Linked DNA regions of Homo sapiens: region 2 is linked to region 1. Evidence: chromatin contacts called from ENCODE Hi-C or POLR2A ChIA-PET data. All regions are on one chromosome and are shown on one strand. Each heading gives the region's core, a stretch centred on a gene start or an enhancer-like site at or near the end of the contact. The rest is flanking DNA. Distances are from core to core; before and after follow the strand shown.

The links. Hi-C counts contacts between places; a loop is a spot of excess contacts on that map. ChIA-PET counts read pairs that join two places held with the same protein, here RNA polymerase II (POLR2A). Pooled maps may share reads with other maps.
Region 2: a loop to region 1 is called in a map of OCI-LY7, with 6 times the contacts of the local background. The contact joins two enhancer-like sites. A Hi-C loop is called at or near these places in 1 of 168 maps with a recorded cell type or tissue (OCI-LY7), 1 of 37 single-sample maps with no recorded cell type and 3 of 50 pooled maps. POLR2A ChIA-PET finds 5 or more read pairs at or near these places in 3 of 52 experiments (OCI-LY7, activated CD4-positive, alpha-beta T cell and activated T-cell).

What each region holds. Positions count from the first base shown.
Region 1 is chr10:95,838,959-95,843,996 of GRCh38, reverse strand. It overlaps ENTPD1 (ectonucleoside triphosphate diphosphohydrolase 1), which reads right to left. Exons shown (of 10, transcript NM_001776.6): 3 at 4,189-4,306; 4 at 1,503-1,653. All of the region lies in intron 4 of ENTPD1-AS1 (ENTPD1 antisense RNA 1), which reads left to right. Among named protein-coding and RNA genes, the nearest start is that of CC2D2B, 66 kb to the left of the region's middle. RefSeq lists an enhancer at 1,949-2,088. Within about 2 kb of position 2,141, at least 7 of the 41 ENCODE cell types and tissues checked have a DNase peak (open chromatin) inside an H3K27ac peak, as active enhancers do; they include OCI-LY7, where a contact is called at or near this core.
Region 2 is chr10:95,986,233-95,991,755 of GRCh38, reverse strand. CC2D2B (coiled-coil and C2 domain containing 2B) reads right to left here. Exons shown (of 35, transcript NM_001349008.3): 20 at 3,414-3,506; 21 at 295-386. All of the region lies in intron 2 of ENTPD1-AS1 (ENTPD1 antisense RNA 1), which reads left to right. Among named protein-coding and RNA genes, the nearest start is that of CCNJ, 55 kb to the left of the region's middle. Within about 2 kb of position 3,600, at least 2 of the 41 ENCODE cell types and tissues checked have a DNase peak (open chromatin) inside an H3K27ac peak, as active enhancers do; they include OCI-LY7, where a contact is called at or near this core.

The DNA of each region.
Region 1 (5,038 bases), core at 892-3,391:
AATCTCCTCTGCTGCCAGACTGGGAAAAATCTTCCTCATATTACAGCTCAGTTCTTGGGTCTGTTTGAGACCTTGAGACCTAAAGAAGGAATCTTCCAGGGTTGTCTTAATGAAGATGGGATGCAATTGCTTCCAAGATCTAGGCTACCCAACACTGGGAGTCTCTGAGCGAGAGGATGCTACCTTCCAGCTGGCATTAGGCCCCTGTCATCTCTCATCTAAATGGCGTCCACACCTACTAACTGCCTTCCTTTTATCCCCAGCTTTTCTCCCCTCCAATCCATCTTCTCTACCAGTGTCACCAGTTGTGTAGCATCCTTTAATGGCTTCCTACTATCTCTAAGATAAACTCCAAACTTCCTAGCATGGCCCCATAGGGCACTTTGTGACCTGGACCCTTCCTTTTCAGAATCCCACTCAGAATCCTGGCTCCACCACTTCCCAGGTGTGTGACCTTGGGTGAGTTACTTAACATTTGTAAGCCACAGCTTCCTTATCTTGTTAATAATTGTTAATTTCATAGAGTTGTTATGACAGTGCAATTAAGTGCTTAGCGTAGTGCTAAGAACATAGGACGGGCTCAATAAATACGAGCTGCTACTATTATTATCATTATTATTTTACACTACTTACCTATCTTCTATCTATGCAGAACTACTTACAGTCCTCTGAATATGCCTCTCACACTTCCCTACCTTTGCACATCCGGTAGAACACAAGCTCCATGAAGTCAGAGACTTTGTCCTGTTCACTGTTGTATCCTCAGTACTTAGAACAGTGCCTGACATATAATAGGTGCTGAATAAACATCAGTTACTGAATGCATGCTGTCTGTTCTGCTGATAAAGCTGTTCCCCGATCCTCCAACTCATTTTTCATGATTCAGTTCAGGCATCCCTTCCTCTAAGTCTTCCTGACCTCCTCTCACCCTGGGCAGGGCCAAATGTGCTCCCATAGCAGCTCTGAGCACTCCTCTATTAAAACACTGATCACCCTGCATTGAAACTGATTTCCTTGAGGGTTGAGTTTTCATATTCTGGATAGAGCAGGCACTATATGCTGAATGAATGAACAAGTGAACAAATAATTCACACAGGTATCAAGTGATATAAAGATGTGCTAGTTGTGAATATTTATGACCTGGGATGTCTATGAGTCTCCTCTTATCCTCTTCCTCCCAGATATTGAATAGTTAAATCTGTAGCCCCAAACCCCAGAGTATACGGGCCCAGTCTTTCTCTCCCTGTGCCCCTTCCCCTTTGAATCCCCCATAGGGAGATGCACAAGGGGGCTTTTTTTTTTAACATACATAAAATCCTACCCCTATATATACTAAGAGTTTGAACATTTTATTCACTTACTAAAATATCCTTTCTTAAGTATGGACTTGGGTGTGTAGAACTTGGGGTATTAGGGAGTGTGGCCCTTTCCCATAACTTCAGAGGCTCTTTCACTGCCAAGCCTAACTCCCAGATACTCTTGGTCCCTACATGCTGCTATACCTGAGCAACCGCATGCCTGCCGTGGCTCCCAGGTAAACGGGTGTCTCTTGGTGCTGGGACCTTGGAATCACTTCCCTAGCTCTTTCCATGCAATCAGTCAGGTAAATGCCTATTTCATTTACTTTCTGAACAAATTTTGAGATTCCAGGACCTAGGAAAAAATGTAGAAGATAACAATCTTTTAAAAAAAAATTATAAAACATACCTTGACAATAGTAGATCAAAATATGGTGTTTTGAAAAAAATACAAGAAAACAATTTCCTGATGTACTATACATTAGGTTATTGTACTTAGAGGGTAATTCACTGGACCTAGCCTTGAGAGGATTTAATTTCCAGACTTTAAGTTGGGTCTGTTCAGTGTTCAATAATTCTGCCACTGGATGGCGCAATTTCATATTCAATTGCATAACATTCTCAGACTTTAATGGGGATATTATAGATAGCTACTCTGTTAGCTGCTTTTTGATATTTCCTCCAGAACACTGTAATTAATGACACTAGTTCCTAAAAGACCTAAAGATAACACTTGGAATAAAAATTAAGCGTCAGACAAATTGGCTTTTACTAAAAAGATGGAAGCTGCCACTAACTAGTTATCTGATCCTGGCCAGCACCTTAAAGTTTCTGAGGTGGAGTTGCTTCCTGTTACAAGAAAGAGGAACAGAATCTATGTCTCTTCAGTGACTTTTCCACTCCGATATCCTGCCTCCCTAGCAAAACTGTTTTTCCAGTTTTAGAGCAAAACCGACTGTTGCTATGGAGGATTAGAGCCAAGATTCCTTAAGCTTTTTGAAGTTATAACAACACTTTCATCTCACATTAAGATAAATATCTACACTATCAGTGCTTCATAGCAGAGTAATTGCTTTAAGGATAATTATTCAAATAAGTTATCCAGATCATTCACAGGTTTTCAAACAGCCTAATAACCATGAGAAAATCAGCTCTAAGTTACCAGCTAATTGTTTTGATTCAGAAAATTTGGTGTTAAATATTTGATTAACTAGAGAACTCTCTCTTTTGAGAGGGAAGAATCCTTCATTGTTAGGCCAAACGCTCATGGGATAAGTCTCAGAAGAAGGACATCTGCTAGATTTTTTTTTTTGAGACGGAGTCTTGCTCTGTCGCCCAGGCTGGAGTGTAGTGGCGCGATCTCGGCTAACTGCAACCTCCGCCTCCCGGGTTCAAGTGATTCTCCTGCCTCAGCCACCCTAGTAGCTGGGACTACAGGCACGCACCACCATGCCTAGCTAATTTTTTTGTATTTTTAGTAGATACAGGGTTTCACCGTGTTAGCCAGGATGGTCTCCATCTCCTGACCTTGTGATCCGCCCACCTCAGCCTCCCAAAGTGCTGGGATTACAGGCATGAGCCACCGTGCTTGGCCATTAAAATAACTTTTAAAAATGGAAGGCAGTGTGTCAAATAAAAGCCAATAAAATGAGGGATTTGGGCTTTAAGAAAGGCCAGAAGTACTGTCTCAGATGGGGCCAAAGTGTCAGTATTGATGGGGCTACTGGGTAGAATGACTTGCTCTCTTGGAAATATCTCCTCTCTACTACTTTCTTGACGACCTGTGAAAATTAGTGGATTCCACAGGCTGTCAAACTGAAAATCAATTATCTTCTAGGATCTAGGCTATCAGTCTGACTAAAAATAAACAGTGGGTTCCCAGCTCAAAAGGCTAAGAGAGATAAAAGTCAGAGAGACTGTGGTATAATGGTGCATGGTAGGGTACTGGGTAAAGGGATTGAAAGCTGAATGTCAACCACTCTAACATATTATGACCTTAAAAGAAAAAAATTATTGATATATAATGCAGCAGCTCAGAGTAGCAGGAAACCTAGAGTGTAATTAGGAGACCTAGATTCTTGTCTCTATTCTGTTGCTACTTTCAAGGCACTAATCCTCCAGGTTTTTGTTTCCTTCTCTGTGAAACAAAATTTAAACGATCTGTAAGTTCCTTTTCCCAGCCCTAAGAGCCTATAATTTGGTCTTTCCTGCCTACACAGAAGCTGAAAGCTTTGAAAAATGTCTTCCAAGCTGTAGATCAGGGTACAAAGATTAAGAGAGCAATAAATCTCTGAACCAGACAGATTAGCATCACCTAGGAACTTCTTAGAAATACAGATTATCAGGCTTCATTCCAGATCTGCTGACTCAGAAACTCTAGGGGATGGGACCCATCATCTGTGTTTTTAACAAGCTCATGCAAGTTTGAGAAGCACTGGCTAAGATGCAGACTTGAAGTCGGGCAGAACTTGGTTTGAACCGCAGCTCCATCACTTACTAGCTTGAGTAACAAACAAGTGGTATAACCTCTCTCAACCTCAGTGCCCTCATTTTTAAAAAATTAGTATAATAATGCATACCTCAAAGGGAGATTATGAGGGTATACTGAAGTAACACATGTTCAGTACTAAGTACATAGCATGCAGAAGTGTTCTGTTGATGGGAGCTACTATTAATTATATTTATGTGTGTTTATTCTTAGGTTTTGATCATTAACGACTGATTTCAATATGTTTTCTGTAACGATAACATAACAACAGCAGCTGCACTGTTTTCTTCACTTGGCTTCCTATGCGTGGGACTCCTTTTTCTCTTGTGTTCTACTGGTCATACACCTCTCATGTTCTCATGCCCCACTGTTGGCCTCCCCTTCCCTTGGTCTTCATCTTACCTTTAACCCTGCATTCTTCTACTTGATGCACCACGCCTGTGTCATTCTCCTTTTCTGCTGGCCACTTATAGATGTATAAACTTGTGTGAGAAGAACCCGCATCCAGCACAATCCCATACTGAAAGCAACACAGACCAAAAACTTATCAGTATCACATCACTCATCTCCATATTAGGCTTGCAAAAGAAAGGACTGGAATTTTCAAAAACATGAGGAGAAAGTATTTGAGAGGAACATTGAGGGGATGGCACTGGAGTCACTCCGATCACAAGATCTACCAGGACAACAACCCTGCTAGAACGGGGCTCTTCATGCTGTTTGCATGTTAGAAATATTCAGACCTTATGCAGAACAGGGCCCAAGAAGCAGTATTGTTTAGAAGCTTCTTAGGTGATTCTAATGTGCAGCCAAGATTCAGAACCACATGCTGAAGTAGCTGAGACACTATGGAAGGAATAGAAAGCCATTAATCTATAGTCCCCAAACTTGTCTACACATTGGAATCATACGGGAATCACCTGGAAAGCTTCAATGGCTACTGATGCTTGTGTCCTAGACCCAGGTATTGTGATCTAATTGATGTGGTATTGTGTCCTGGGCTTTGGAATTTTTATAAGGTCCCACATGATTCTAATGTGCAGATAAGTTTGGGAACCACTGAGTTACTCCATTGAATGCCAGTAAGACGTAATAAATATGTTCATCTAATTTTAGTTCAATAAATGCAGAGTTTGTTTTAAGGAGAGGTGTAAAAACACTAAATACACTCACTTTTAAATTATGAATATAACTGTAAAATTGTATTTAATATATTTTACAATATATGTACTTAAACTTCATGTTTTTAGCT
Region 2 (5,523 bases), core at 2,351-4,850, 150 kb before region 1:
ACTAATTTGGGACAAAGGTGTTTCTTTTATTTTTCTTTCTTGCCCTGAAACCTGTCTAAGGAGAGGGCAAAAAACTGCCCCCAAATACTATATAATTGAAAATATATCATGTAGAGATCCCAAAATGCAACTTTAAATTGACCAAATATTTTAAATCATTATATTTCATGTTATGATCTGAAACCGCATCTTTTGACATATGGCTTAATTAAAATAAAAATAGAGAACTTAGAGGATTTTAAAGATATTATCTTAAAGGTTTATATTTCATACTTAATAGTTTTTAGCAATTACCTTGTAGATACAATTTCTTCATAATCATTCACAATATCTGACAAGTTACATTTGCTAATTTTAACAATTCTCTTCATTATCAACCTTCTCACCTAAAAAAAATTTAGAATTTAATAAAAAATGTATTGTTTATATTTTAAGGTTAAGTATTTACAATGCTACCGGTGCCAGTATATTTTACTCCTAATTTTTGCAAGCAATGAATGGAGTAGGAGATTAGACAAGTGAAAATACTCTTCTGTTTGCTGCCATTATTAAAGTAATTTCCAACTTTGACACTGTCACACCAAAGCTAGTTTATTTCCACTTTTTTTTGTCTTTCTACATCCAGTTCATCTCATCCTAAACTCTTTGCTCTCTTATTTTTTTCATCTAACTCACAGTGTATGTGGCCAGAACTAGTTTTCACCAAAGGAGACAATTGCCCTGTGAATCCACTTCTACAATAGCCACTAGTAATGGATATGAGTCTTGATCTACAAACCCAAGGAATTTTGATCCCATTTCTGTATTTCCTTCGAGTCAATCCTATTCTGACTTTAAGACCTCATTCTGGCAGCCTGGCAAGAAAGTCAGTGCTTGAAGGAAGCCATCTCCCTCTTCCTACTTGGAGAACCCACAGATCTTAGCTCCTCCAAGGACTCTGAACATCTCCTTTTTAGTCTGAGGAAATCCTTCCCTTTCTCCTCTTACCCTGTCTTTAGTTTTTCAGATATGAAACCAGGCAGAAGCATGTCTGGAGGCAATTTTCTGCTTTCTGTCCTGTCAAAGATCATTCTGGAGACAATGTAATCGAGACCCTAGTTATCTTCTTGAAGCGGGTAGGGAAATGGAGTGGTGAGAGATGAATGGGAAAAACATAACTCCTAAAAATTATCCTGCCACACGGACAACAAATTGTTTCCCTTGAAGGTGAACAAGACCCCGGTGGCCCCTTCACTGGCCACTCTCTCTCTTCTCCCACTTTCCCTTGGCACGATGCAGGCTGAGCTCCTGGCTGTTCCTCCCACAGGCCAGGTGTGCTTCTACGCCAAGTTTTCTACGCTGGGTTCCATCAGCCTAGAATATTCTTTCCCTAAACTTCCATGGCTAGCTTCCTTGTCTCCTTTAGGTCTTTTGCAGAAGTGTTACCTTCTTACCGGATTCTTTGACCACTTCTATTTAAAATTGTGCCCTTACTCACCCCAACCCCTCCCCTCCACCCAGAACTCCTGTTCTCTCTTCCTACTTTATTTTTCATAGCACCTTTCACTCTGTAACATACTAATAATGTGTTTCCAATTATCTGACTTATAGAATATATACTCAAGGAGCTCAGGGATTATAATAGGTGCTCAATAAATATTTCTTGAATAAATTAATGAAATGGACAGATTGAAGAGATGTGCTACCCTCTTAGAGAAAACGTTTCAGTAAAAACTTTAGTAATATTTGAGACTACTGGGACCTCATTCTGTACTGCTGTAATCCTGGCCTCAGCCATCACTGACTCCAGTAACACAGCAGGAAATGTAATGCACATAACTCACAGTTCCATGAGTTCCTCTCATAGAAGGATTTAGGTACCTATGGCCGTAATAGGCCTCCAGAAGCAAACTTTTCCAGTATCTTTGATTATAGTAATTATCCCATGAAACTACCAAACCTGTAGTTTCATTTTATTTTATTTTTCAAACCTGTAGTTTTAAACTGTCCTCAGCAAAGAAGTCTTCACAAGGAGTTAAAATCTAAACACAAAATGTTTGGAAAGTGCCTTTCCGGGATTCCTGTATGAAGTTCAAGCATACTCAGATACTTGCTCTCTTACATCCTTCCTAACCCTCTGCTACCCTCCCTCCTGGGCTTCTCCTTACATAAAAAAGAAGAAACAGGATAAGGAGGATATGTGTTCTCTTTTCTTATAAGCAAGAACACTTCTTTATTTCCCGAGACCACAAACTCACTATTAAAGCACATCCCAACTTAAAACATACAGCAAGCTAGTAAAGAAGTAAGAGAGGCAGGGGATGAGTGGGAAAAACAGCTGCCAGTGATAAAGGGGGCTGTCTCATGCCTGGGAGAGCTACAGCGGTCCACATTCCATCTCACAGTCATGGTGTACGAACTAGAAGAACACTTGTGGTTTGATCTCATTTGCCCCTCACATTGGATGTAAAGCAAAGCAAGCATTAATATTGTCCGTTTTTGTAAAAAATAAAGTGGGACTCAGTGATTTGGTTACTTGCCAGTGACACACAGGGTAGTAAGAACAGGTCTTCAGACACCTGCCTGGGGCTCTACTAGCTATACATGGTTGCCTCTCACCTGTCCCCATGAGGGATCTGGAATGTATCTCTTAGCTCTTTCCATAGCTTTCCTTGCTTCTTTTCAAATTACCCTGCAAGGCTGCACTGGTGCTCTACAGCAAAGAAGATGTAGGTGGGTAAGAGTCTACTTTTGTAGGAGTTGTAGAAACCACCTCAACTCCCATCCTTTAATTCATTAATTTCTCAAACATTTATCAGCATTTTCTCAGTGTAAGATACTATGCTAGGCACTAAGGATCTGTAGATGTCGCCCCTGCACTAAGCTTCTAAGTCTAGTGGCATGATGAGGGGTTGATAGAAATCAGGCATGAAATCCAGTGAAGGATTCCACTCAAACCTGGTTAAGACTCTGCTAGAGTGTTTTGTAAATATTCACTATTTGGCTTCGTTTCAAAGCGTATCTATTTTTCTAATACTGTCTGTGTGCCTCTGGTAGCTCCTTCATCCCTTCATCTCCTGAATTGCTATAGTCCTTGACATCATGAGGCACCAGTAAATATGAGTTCTGGCAAAATGCTGGGGTATCTCTCAAGGTGAACTTTTAGAGTCAAAGAAGAGATGGGAAGTCTTTAAAATGTATGTTTAAACAGAAAAGGTTGGGATGTGCTTTAATAATGAGTTCACTGTCAATGAAGTAACCTAACTCTCAAAAAGAGGTCTGAAAAGAACAGAAAACTCCTCAGTGATCTGAAAGAGGTGACGAGTGAGTGGATTCGTCCATCTGACTCTCTGGAAGGACTATAATACCATGGATCTAGCAGACCAGTTTTCACAAAAACAAATGCAAATATATTGATAATACTGTGTTGTTACCTTTTTCAGAAAATTGGCAGAATTAATCCTTTGTGCTGTAATAGAATTTACATCTGAAACGGATACCTCCTTCTCTTTCTGACTTTCATACTCCTAAATACAGAATTGTTAGTTTCACTTCTTGAATGTAACAAAGAGTTCACATATGACACATTGCAATAAATATCACTAGTCACTTCAGTCCATGTGTAAGACACTGGAAACATTCTGAGACTGACAGAAGAAAACATTTCTTTTAGATTCTCCCACTGAGGATAGGCTAAAAACCAGTTTCTAACTATATTCTGTTTGGGTCTAGATTGAAGTCCATTCATCTTTTAAATTAGAGTAATGATTAAGAACAAGATTTGTGACTGAGAAAATGATTTTTTAGAAAAGTGAAGAGGATTGAGAAAAGATTCTTCATGTATGCATTTGCCCTGTATCACTAAAAACAAAATACGTGGTTAAGAGCATGGGCAGTGGAGGCAGACAGTCCTAGGTTCAAGTTGGCCCTGGCATTTACTAACTGTGCAGTTTGGAAAAGTTGATTAACTGCTCCAGACCCCACTTTCCTCTTCAGTAATAATAATAATGCCTCTGTCACAAGATTGTTTGTGAGACTTAATTGAAATAATATCTGTAAAGTGCCTGGCATATACTAAGTAGTTAATGTGTGTTGACTATAATAAATAATTTTAATATTACATATATAGTCAGTATAAGATTGTCAGGATGCTTCATCTAAATAAAGTAAATTTGCATTTGTTATTTATGCATTTTCAGTATTATATATCCCCAATGCACTTGGAAATGATTTTATATTATAGATATTATTAAAGACTATACAAAAATAATGAAGTAAATACTTTAGAATCTTCAGCCATGAAACAACGCATGCTCATTATCTGAAGGTAAGTTACTTGTTCTTCTAATTATCCATAAGAAATCCTGAAATTAATTCTTTTGCAAGTAACAACTTTTATTTAACAAAATATTATATTGCCATTTCATATCACGTTATTTACATTTTTTTTTTTGAGACAGAGTCTCACTCTGTCACCCAGGCTGGAGTACAGTGGCACGATCTCAGTTCACTGCAACCTCTGCCTCCTGGGTTCAAGTGATTCTCCTGCCTCAGCCTCCCAAGTAGCTGGGATTACAGGTGTGTGCTGCCACACCTGGCTAATTTTTGTATTTTTAGTAGAGACGAGGGTCTCACCATGTTGGTCAGGCTGGTCTTGAAACCCTGACCTTGTGATCTGCCCACCTCAGCCTCCTAAAGGGCTGGGATTACAGGCATGAGCCACCATACCCGGCCTCATATCACTTTATTTACTTTTAAAGTATTAAGTTTTAGGAGTTAACACAATACTCTGGATATTAATATTTTAATTTTATATATGTTGGGAATAACTTTTCTAATCTGTAGGTTTTTAATTTTAATGTTATAAAATTTATTAATCTGGCCAGGCACTGTGGCTCATGCCTGTAATCCTAACACTGTGGGAGGCCGAGGCGGGCGGATCACTTAAAGTTAGGAGTTCAAGACCAGTCTGGGCAACATGACAAAACCCTGTCTCTACCAAAAATACAAAAATTAGCCAGGCATGACAGCGCACACCTGTAGCCCCAGCTACTACAGAGGCTGAGGAATGAGAATCACTTGAACCCAGGAGGTGGAGGTTGCACTGAGCCGAGATCACGCCATTGCACTCCAGCCTGTGCGACAAAGTGAGACTCCATCTCAAAGAAAAACTAATTAATCTTGTTCTTTATAATTTATACTTTTCGTGTCTTATTTAAGAAATACCTTTGTATCCCAAAATTGAAATGCCCATTTCAAGTTTTGCTTTTCACAAGTAATCTTCACTACACATGGTATTTATTTCTTTTCTGATGTCTGAATCTAATTTTATTTCTTTCCACATGTATGAATAACAATTCCAGAACCAGTTAATGCATCCTTCATTCTTTTCCAACTGATTTGTTATCAGGGGAACCCGCCCCCAATAATTCAACGTTATTTCACGTAGGTTCTTTTCTATTTCCCTAAGTGTCGGCCGGTCTGAGAAATAAAGGGAAAGAGTACAAAAGAGAGAAATTTTAAAGCTGGATGTCTGGGGGAGAC